Regions from separate parts of the Homo sapiens genome. Here all the other regions are linked to region 2. A link is a contact called in ENCODE Hi-C or POLR2A ChIA-PET data. All regions are on one chromosome and are shown on one strand. The core of a region is the stretch at or near the end of the contact, and the rest is flanking DNA. Distances in the headings are between cores, read along the strand shown. Region 1 overlaps VPS13D (vacuolar protein sorting 13 homolog D). Region 2 overlaps VPS13D (vacuolar protein sorting 13 homolog D). Region 3 overlaps VPS13D (vacuolar protein sorting 13 homolog D).

The links. Hi-C counts contacts between places; a loop is a spot of excess contacts on that map. ChIA-PET counts read pairs that join two places held with the same protein, here RNA polymerase II (POLR2A). Pooled maps may share reads with other maps.
Region 1: a map of ascending aorta shows a loop between it and region 2 (2.1-fold over the local background). The contact joins two enhancer-like sites. A Hi-C loop is called at or near these places in 3 of 168 maps with a recorded cell type or tissue (aorta, ascending aorta and prostate gland) and 9 of 50 pooled maps. POLR2A ChIA-PET finds 5 or more read pairs at or near these places in 3 of 52 experiments (A549, B cell and activated CD4-positive, alpha-beta T cell).
Region 3: a loop to region 2 is called in a map of Calu3, with 3 times the contacts of the local background. The contact joins two enhancer-like sites. A Hi-C loop is called at or near these places in 2 of 168 maps with a recorded cell type or tissue (Calu3 and vagina) and 4 of 50 pooled maps. POLR2A ChIA-PET finds 5 or more read pairs at or near these places in 4 of 52 experiments (AG04449, AG04450, MCF 10A and 1 more).

The regions. Positions count from the first base shown.
Region 1 is chr1:12,404,388-12,407,480 of GRCh38, forward strand. All of the region lies in intron 63 of VPS13D (vacuolar protein sorting 13 homolog D), which reads left to right. Among named protein-coding and RNA genes, the nearest start is that of SNORA59A, 100 kb to the right of the region's middle. RefSeq lists a silencer at 1,169-1,463. Within about 2 kb of position 1,549, at least 11 of the 41 ENCODE cell types and tissues checked have a DNase peak (open chromatin) inside an H3K27ac peak, as active enhancers do; they include ascending aorta, where a contact is called at or near this core.
Region 2 is chr1:12,308,026-12,311,354 of GRCh38, forward strand. VPS13D (vacuolar protein sorting 13 homolog D) reads left to right here. Exons shown (of 70, transcript NM_015378.4): 27 at 406-616. Among named protein-coding and RNA genes, the nearest start is that of VPS13D, 80 kb to the left of the region's middle. Within about 2 kb of position 1,931, at least 6 of the 41 ENCODE cell types and tissues checked have a DNase peak (open chromatin) inside an H3K27ac peak, as active enhancers do; they include ascending aorta, where a contact is called at or near this core.
Region 3 is chr1:12,432,825-12,436,258 of GRCh38, forward strand. All of the region lies in intron 65 of VPS13D (vacuolar protein sorting 13 homolog D), which reads left to right. Among named protein-coding and RNA genes, the nearest start is that of SNORA59A, 73 kb to the right of the region's middle. RefSeq lists an enhancer at 663-807 and a cis regulatory region at 730-740. Within about 2 kb of position 1,572, at least 27 of the 41 ENCODE cell types and tissues checked have a DNase peak (open chromatin) inside an H3K27ac peak, as active enhancers do.

The DNA of each region.
Region 1 (3,093 bases), core at 299-2,798, 96 kb after region 2:
ACTTCTCTCTTCCTAAGTATCCACCTCTTTTTGAATGATTGTCACTAGGATTGTCTACTAGGAGTGTTTAAAGTCGACTCAGCCCACTTACCCACTGGGATATGGCCTTCTCTACCACCACATCAGGATGAAGCCCTTAGACCATCTTGATGACTACTTACTAGACACAGCCTGAACACCGTCTTCATTTTCAGCCATAAAGTTTATCTTCATCAAGGAAGAAAGCTGGGATTCAAATCCAAGCCTGTCTGACTCTAAAGTCTATTTTTTTTTTCACTATACTATGCTTCCCCATAGAACATAAGGAACCAGAGAATTTTAGACCTGTGAGTCCTCAGTGATGTACTTGCTTGGTAGACAGGGAAATTGAAGTTCAAAGTGTTTTGTCAGTCAAGGCTGTGTGGCTAGGAAGTGATAGGAGCAGGAGTGGATCCAGGGGTGTTAGAAAGTCTTTCCTTAGTTTGAGTCAAAGTCAGCCCCCTGCAGCTTGGACCCATTGGTTCTGGTTTTTCATTCTGTTGCACTTAAAGATAATACTCAAGACCTCCATCTTCCTACTAACCACCAGTCGAGGACTCTTCTCACTGCCCCATGCTGCCTCCTCTAAGATGCTACAAGATAGTCATCTTGCTGCGCAGAAACAGCTAGAGATATGAGCAGATAAGAAGTAAGTCTAGGGTCCTAACGTAGATGCCCGCAGGAGCTGCGCTGGCGATGCAGCGAGTGGAGCTGCACACCGGGGTGGTGTCGTGTCTGCCCAACCAGGAGTGCCTGCTCCATCTGAAGGGGCCGCCACAACCCGCTCCAGCCGCTTGCTGTCATGGAGGAATGTGAACCTGGTGTTGCCAGATCTTCAGATTTTTAAAGAGAAACCGGAAATCTGGATTTTTATGTGGAATCTCCTGGTTTTTAAACATTGGCAACCAATTCAAGTTTTTTGGTTTTTTTAAACCTTGTGGGCCTAACAAAACACATGTGTGGGCCTCATGTGGCCGTGTCTGCCAACTCACAGCTTCTAAAATTGACACACAGGTAATGAGACAGTAGTCTGGTCAACATCAGATCACATTTGGGTAAGGGTAGGGCAAGGGTGACAGCATTGGGGTGGCAAACTGGGGCCAAGCCACAGGGAGTGCTGGTGGGGACCTGGAGCAGGAATGGCTCTTGCAGCCATCTCTGGAAGAGTGCAGCGTGCCCTTCACTCACTGCCCTGTCTGCTTCATTCGCTTTAATTTCATGTTTCCCAGGAGATTAAAGATACTTATAGTTAGCATGGGAGTGAGGGGAAAACCATGGGAAAACCACTATCTTGTTAATATCCACAAGTATCCACTTGACTTGTGTGACCTTTGGAATGGGTTTGTTTGATAAAGTATATATTCACCCAGAGCACTTGGCACTTGCCCAGCAAACCAATGTGAAGCATTTCCTGAGGGTTGAGGACTTCTTGTTTTTAAAATCATCTTACTAAGAAACACAGACACCTCACTATTCCCTTCAAATTGCTCCCAGCAGAAAACTCCCCAGACTGAGAAAAGCAGTCTGATTTTCTGCAGTTGAAGTAGCTCCAGCCCCCCCCAGTTACATGATGGTTGTGTGTGCGCTCGGCATACAATCAACGAAATCATTTCAGTTGAATGTTTCATCTGGCACTGAATTGAAGGAACATTTTCAGGGCATTTTTCAAATCATTGTGAAACAATTACATGGAGCAGCCATGTGATGAGGTGTGTAGGGGGCACGCCGAGTGTAGTAAGTTAATGTTTCCAGCAGGGTGCGGGGAATTGGGACTAAAGAGTTAAATTCTCAGCTTGTGGGAGTCACATTTTACTGTGTCTTGAGTCTCCTAGTGGAGTCTGGGACTCATAAAATAATGTCATTTATTCAAAGAGTTTTCTAACAGAGTAATATGCCTTTATTAGTAGCTCTTAGAAGGGTACTATGCTCTTTTAGATGAATATATAATGGCTAAAAGTGTGTGCTTAGAAAATGGAGTCCTGTCCCTGAACAGGAGTCACGAGAGCCTGACTAAAAGGTAAACCACGTCTTTGGTATTGAAGGAATAATTATCTTGATTCTTCTGACTCCAGGCCAGAAGTGAGACTGTCAGAAATCTCAGAGGGAAGTCTCTTCAGGTTTACACTGAGGGTACATTGTTGCCAGATATAGTGTCTGTTCAAAAGGACTGAAAGCAGTTTCACATCTGCTATCTCAATTGGATTCCTTACTCTGCGGTGGAAGAATGGGGAGATAATAGTCCCATTTCACAAATGCAGAGACCAAAGCACAGCATTCCTGCCTGACTCCCCATTCTCTCCATTCTCTCAAGTTTGCGTGTTAGAAAGTGGCCGAGTGATACTGAAAATGCCAGGTAGTTTATACGTGTTTTTGGCTTTTTTTAAAGATCAAAAGAGGCCAGGAGCCTTTAAACGGTTTCATGAGGTGGCCTACAGCAGTCCTTTTTCCATTTAGAGCATTGGGGTATTACAAAAGAAGGGCTTTAATTGAGCAATCTAGTTTGGAAGAAAACCCACATTTTAATGGTCAGAGTGAGAGGGTGGGGGTTAGGGGGAGTTTCGAACAAAGACACTATTTAAAAAGCCTAAAACTGTCTTCTCAAAGGCTTGAAATAATTTGTTGGGAAACTTCAGACCCTTTACTTTTTTCCTCCCCTCCCTAAATAAAAACCAGATTTGTTAAAAGGAAAAAAGATCCAGTATTGTTAATTGTATTTCAGAAAGTGCCAGAGAGGGAAATATCCCTGTAGTTTTAAACATTGTCCCAAGAGGGAAATAGGCAAATACCCTGCTTCACATAAACAGTCTCTATGTACCATAAATAAACCTTTAAAGAATGAATTCCAGACAGTTTTGTTTAGTGCAGGATAAACTAAGAAAGGAAAGGACATGGCCGAGGGAATAGCTTGGGATCTGAGACCTTATGGTATATAGACAGGTATTTCTTCTTTCAACTCTATGAAGTTTCTGGAAGACTTCAGCAGTTTTCGCGTGGGGAGGTAGAAATAGACAGTTTCCTATTTTTATTAGGAGCTTATGAACACAAGATTGCCTTCTCCAAAATCCATTTTATAAC
Region 2 (3,329 bases), core at 681-3,180:
GTTTGAAAAAATAATTTTAGTGCTGGAGAAAGTTTGTAAACCTTTTGGTAGCATTGTGCGTGGGGAGGGATTGCCTATGGAGTCAGATTTCGTCATCAATCCCCCAGCCTCAGTTGTTGTCACAGCATGGGCATGAGACACCGTAGAACTGTGACGCGGTCTGTGCTTGGAGTGGAGGCGGGTGGGCAGGGTGTGTCGAGCACATGGAGCTTTGCATAAGGAGGTCTGGCTGCCATAGTGGAGACTCCTGGACAGCCAGTTTTCTGAGTAGTGGACAGTGTGGGGAAGCAGGCAGCTGTAAACATTTTCAAAGACAGAATGAGCTTTGCATTTTTTATTTGTTTAGTGCAACCCCTTTTTGGGTCCCCTTTTCTTCATTACCTCTCTTTCCTTGGGTCCTTGTAGAAGACCATGTCTGCCTGCTGGATTGCGTTGTCGTGGATCTCCAGGACATGGACATCTTTGCTGCAGAGAGACATCCGAGAGAATACTCGAAGGCACCAGAGGATAGTAGTGGAGATCTGATCTTCCCTTCCTATTTTGTGCGACAGACAGGAGGAAGCCTCTTAACCGAGCCTTGTAGGCTGAAATTGCAGGTGGAAAGGAATTTGGACAAGTGAGTGTTTTTTTTTTTTTTTGAGATGGAGTCTCGCTCTGTTCACCAGGCAGGGTGGAGTGCAGTGGCGCAATCTTGGCTCACTGCAACCTCCACCTCTGAGGTTCAAGTGATTCTCCTCAGCCTCAGCCTCCCAAGTAGCTGGGATTACAGGCACATGCTACCATGCCCGGCTAATTTTTGTATTTTTAGTAGAGATGGGGTTTTACCATGTTGTGGTCTTGAACTCCTGACCTCAGGTGTTCTGCCTGCCTCAGCCTCCCAAAGTGCTGGGATTACAGGCGTGAGCCACCATGCCCAGCCAATGTTTTATATCTGAATAACTGTCTATGATAAGTAGAATCTTAACGTGGAAATCAGTGCTATTAAGATAAGTTTGGAAGAACTAGTTATTCACTTATTTCTTCGTCTATTTAACAAATGTTTATTGAGTCCCTACTATGTGCTGAACATGAGGGCTACTGTGATGAAAGAGAAAACTAATTCCTTTGAAGGAACTTATGTTTTGTTGAGGGATACAGGTAGTTAAGCACATGATTCTAATTTAATGTTTGATTTGATCTTTTTTTTCTTTTTTTTTTTTTTTTTGAGATGGAGTCTCACTCTGTCACCAGGCTGGAGTATAGTGGCGAGATCTCAGCTCACTGCAACCTCCACCTCCCGGGTTCAAGCGATTCTCCTTCCTCAGCCTCCCAAGTAGCTGAGATTACAGGCGCATGCCACCACACCCAGCTAATTTTTGTGTTTTTAGTAGAGATGGGGTTTCACCATGTTGGCCAGGATGGTCTCGATCTCTTGACCTCGTGATCCACCTGCCTTGGCATGCCCGCCTTGGCATATGGACATGGTGGCTCATGCCTGTAATCCCAGCACTTTGGGAGGTCGAGGCGGCAGATCACAAGTTCAGGAGTTCAAGACCAGCCTGGCCAACATGGTGAAACCCCGTCTCTACTAAAAAAAAAATACAAAAATTAGCCAGGCATGGTGGCGTGTGCCTGTAATCCCAGCTACCGGGAAGGCTGAGGCAGGAGAATTGATTATACCAGGGAGGTGGAGGTTGCAGTGAGCCTAGATTGAGCCGCTGCACTTCAGCCTGGGTGACAGAGCAAGACTCAGTCTCAAAAAAAAAAAAAAAAAGAAAGAAAGAAAAACAGGTTTATTATTTGTATAGAGCATGATTTGAATCTCTTTTTGGCCACTCCCTTCACAGTTCTTGGTTTGGGCAAGTCATTTAATGTCACTTTTTTAGTTTCTTTCTGGATTAATGATACAACTTAGCTGTTCTCACTGGGATGTTTGTGTTTCAGTCTTACGTGTTATTCAAGTGCTCCCTGGCTGGTGTTCAGTTATGGTTGGCATGGGCTATATTTGGTTTTACTGGCTAAGCAGTCTTAAGAGGAGCTTCGTTATTTAGAAATTGAACACTTTGTTTTCTTTTCAAGCAATGCTTTCCAAAAAACAAAAAAAAAGCTTTCCTATTCAGCTTATCTAAACTTTCCCCACTCCCATCAGTGTTTCTGTGCAGATAATTGTATTCTGTTAGGCCTGATAGAAGGTGATGCTGAATGCAAGGTGTCCTGTCAGTCTCACACTGCACACACAGCAACCCGAGATGGCACTTGGTCAGCCGTCTCTGTTTTTCTTTGTTATTGCATCATTGTCTTTTAAAACTCTGTTGTATGTCGGCTTTTCTCTGCAGACAAAATAACTTTTCTTATATACCTCTGCCATTTCAAACACTAGCCCTCTCTATACTTAGAGCATAGTGTCTGTAGGATTCACAATGCCCAGTTCACCCATGGGAGGTTAGAGAAAGCTTTTTAGTATTGAGATGAGGTACAGATGTGTGCCCCTCCCCCTCTTCAACTTTACTTCTGTCCATCCCAGCTGAGATGACGAACCTATTCAGAGTTTATCCTCATGTCCCATCTGGGCTCAGTATGAAACACTGGTGTTTGCCTTTAGTTACCACTAAATCCAAAGAGTTAAATAAAGATCTTGGCATCTTTTCTTTATTGCTTTCCCAAGTGTAATATTTAAGCTCTTTGTGAGTCTCATGAGGTTTTCCTTATTAATAGATTAGTTACCTCATACTAGGTTTAAGGATTTCCCTCCCTCCATTTCTTGCTCCTTCCTTCCTTCCTTCCTTCCTTCCCTCCCTCCCTCCCTCCCTCCCTCCTTCCCTCCTTCCTTCCTTCCCTCCTTCCCTCCTTCCTTCCTTCCCTCCTTCCCTCCTTCCCTCCTTCCCTCCTTCCCTCCTTCCCTCCTTCCCTCCCTCTCTCCCTCTCTCCCTCCCACAGGGTCTCACTCTGTCACACAGGCTGGAATACAGTGGCACGATCACAGCTTACTGCACCCTTGACTTCCTGGGCTCAAGTGAACCCCCACCTCAGCCTCCTGAGTAGCTGGGACCACAAGTGCACACCACCATGCCCAGTTAATTTTTGCATTTTTTGTAGAGATGGGGTTTCACTATGTTGTCCAGGCTGGTCTCGAACTCCTGGGCTCAAGTGATCCTCCCACCTCAGCCTCCCAAAGTGCTGGGATTATAGGTGTGAGCCACCACACCTGGCCTGGTTTGAGGATTTTCTAAATGTAAATTTTGGGAGAAAAGGGGCTTTTTGTAGTTGAAGCATGACAGTCATATTAACTTGCTTCATTTGGAGCTACATGAAATTTTTGTCATTGGAAGTAGGAATTACCTACTTGATAA
Region 3 (3,434 bases), core at 322-2,821, 120 kb after region 2:
GCTGAAGTGATCCTCCTGCCTCAGCCTCCCAAAGTGCTGGGATTACAGGCATGAGCCACTGTGCCTGGCGTCTGAGTCCTCCTTCTAAAGGGAACCCACTGCACAGCATCTGGCTGCTGCCAACAAAATGACTGCCCCACCAGTCCCACAGGTGATGAGAGTTTGCAATGGCCTTCACAGCTTAGTACCTTAGTACCTTTTCTCTCCTGGTAACTTAGAATGGAAGCCCCATGGGGGCCCACGCATATCTGCGAGGGTGCACAGGCATGTGGCAGAATGAGCCAGGGGCCACCCTCTTGTTCTGGAGGTGCTGAGAGCCGGCCTGGCTGGGGGCTGTAACTGTCAGGCTGACTCCCAGCCACACTGTCCTCCCTGGAGTAGGTGCTCGAAACCTTTGCTTTTTGCCTTTTCGCTTTAATCTGGAACGCTTGGGGAAAAAAAAAAAACAAAAAAACAAAAAAACAACAACAAAACAGTAGACCAAATGGTGACTGAGTCCCAACCCTTCTTCAGGCCAGATGAAATCATGGTCCCTGCTGGCGCCATTCCTCCATCTCAGAGCCCTCACTTGGGTTCAGACCCTCAGTCACACAGGGAGCCCCGCCACAGCTGAAGTGTTTTGTCAGAGCAAGATTGCAAAGAGTTAACACTTTTGCTTTTTCGGAAAGTTATCTGTGAAGAGTATTAGTTGTTTAATAAAGCGTGCCTGCCCTCCCGATGAACCCGCCAGTGACTCTGCAGCTGGGGTCATTCCAAGTTCACGCAGTGGACTTTTGACTGCCTTCTGTGTCTGTGAAAACAGTCGGCAGCTCCTGCGGGGATCATTCATTCAGGCCTGTAACACAAAACTATTGCCAATGGGCACCTGCTGGGGCAGCTTCCCGGGAGGGCTGGGAGGAAGATACCAAACTCATCAGGCATCTGTGGAGATAAGAGCGGCAGGGGATCCACTGGGATCCCGCTAATCAGGCCTGCACTTAGACCCCACTGCCTGGCCAACAGGCTGGTGTCAGAATGTATTAGGCAGCCCTGGCCAGGATAGGATGTGAGCTAATTAAAGGCCTTTTACAAAGAGGAGGAGGTAGGGGGTGGGGAGAGAGAGAGAGTGAGAGAGAGAGAGAGAGAGTGTGTGTGTGTGTGTGTGTGGAGGAGGAGGAGGAGGAAAGAAGTTTGAAGTGCATTCCCCAAATTTCCAGCACATTCTTTATTCCTCTGTTTTATCCCTCAAAACAGAAGAAAACAAATTAGAGGCTGAGCATTTGGTTATTTCTAACCTGAAATTGTCATTCATTGTGCCTGATGCCGTATTGGTTTTAACTGCTATTTTTGTGGAATTACATATACTGTGAAAGACATCTTTTGCCGCAGTCTCCCTGGGAACATCCTGTTGTTGAAATGCCGTTGGTCAGCTGCTTGAATTTTGCCCTTTTCTCTGACTTTGACACATCAAGGCAAAAATAGGTACCTATTTGTGGTGTGTTCTAGGTTTCTCCCTTTTGCTTGGAAAATCCACTTGCCAGCTGTGAAGGGTGCTGCTGGGAGGATGAAATGAGTCAGTGCACAGCGTGTGCTCTTAAAGTTTGGTGGTTGAGGTGGCGGTGGTAGCAGCTTGGCTCTGTGGTTTAAAATGCCACAGCATGCACTATCTTGAAAATACTCAGTAGTCCTAGCATACAACTGGGTTTTAGTTACACCTACTTAAGGAAGAAAGCTCATTTGAAAGTGTTTGATTTTCCTGTACTTTCGTTTGTTTATTTAGCCTGTGTATTCCCCCCACCCCCAGTAAGCAGCAAACTAACTTATTTATAGGCCTCAGGTATGTTTAAATCTGTGGTATTTTCTTAATCAGCCTGATAATGATACATTTTTGAAAGCAGTTTTGTTCACACATAAACCTAAGCCTTTATTATATTATTCTGATACATTCCACATAAGCTTGTCTGTGCACAAAGAAACATTTAGATTAATCTTGTACTACATGGTAACAATCCTAGGAAATTCCAATCAAAAGCCAACAACCTGTTTCCTTCATTCTGGACTGTTGGTGGGTTTGTTTTTGTCTGTGGTCTGATAAGGAGTAACAACAATGTTAATTTTGTATTTCCTTGGCATTTGTCTCACATAATCTTTTGTCAAAGTTGACCAGTAGGCTTGTCAGGCTTGCCATGCAGTTTATGAAATAAATAGTTACAATGGAGTAGTTAACTTAGCCCTGCGGAATATGTTAGTGTATCCTTACCGTAAGTGTTTAAAATGTTAATTACATTTATCTTTATTTCTCAGCATTGCTATACAGAAAACATGGGATAGACACTGATACTGATTGCCCAGTTGAAATAAGTTTTGAATTTAGTAACTGAATGGATAGCTTTAAAAATGGTACTAATATTTTGGGAGACTGAGGTGAGCAGATTGCTTGAACTCAGGAGTTCGAGACCAGCCTGGGCAACATGACCAAAAAAAAAAAAAGTCTAAAAAATACAAAAATTAGCTGGGCGTGGTGGCACCCGCCTGTAGTCACACCTACATGGGAGGCTGAGGTGGGAGGATCATCCGAGCCTAGGAAGTTGAGGCTGCAGTGAGCTGTGTTTGCACCATCACATTCCAGCCTGGGTGACAGAGCAGGACCCTGTCTGAACAACAACAACAAAAAGATACTCATATTTATTGACTGCTTCACTATGTGCCAGGTACTGTTCTGAGTCTTCATACAAATTGATTTGTTTAATCCTCATAACGACCCTGTGGAATGCTAGTTTGTAAATGAGGATACTGACGTTCAGAGAAATTAACTAATTTGCCCAAGGTTACAAGGAGAGCCAGGCTAAGAACCGAGATTCTCTGATTCAGAGCCCGTCCTCTTAATACCAGTGCAAAAGCAGCACTCTATCTAGTAGGCTTCATTCTCGAACCTCTCTGCGATATATTTGCAGGGATTAACCATGTAAGGCTGTATTATCAAGGGGATACAGAGAATTTGAGTCACAGTTTAAAGTCATTTCCTGTGCTACCCTGTGTTGTATAATTAGCTCTTTTGTAGATGCTGTACCATCCAGGCCAAAGTGTGTGGCCGAAACCAGGAAATTGTTCTAACCCTGTCTGAGACACTTAGTGAAGGAGTTTTGACTTTGCTCTAACTCTACACATCGAGCTGACTATAGATTTATGTGCAAAAAGCATAACCTCATGTTAACAGGTCTATTTATTGTGTCTCTAGAGCAAGTTCACAACTATGTATGGACAACTAGAAATGCCAGGCTCTGTGCTAGGCACAGGGGACACAGACATAAACAAAACAAAGCCCTCTCCCCTTGGGGTCACCATCCAGCAGGGGAGGAGGACTTGCAGTCACACACATGTGGGAAAGTGTTCCAGGTTTGAGTTTGGTGTCTGTGGGGGTTCCTGTAGGGGGATCTCAGGAAGGGGTGGACTCT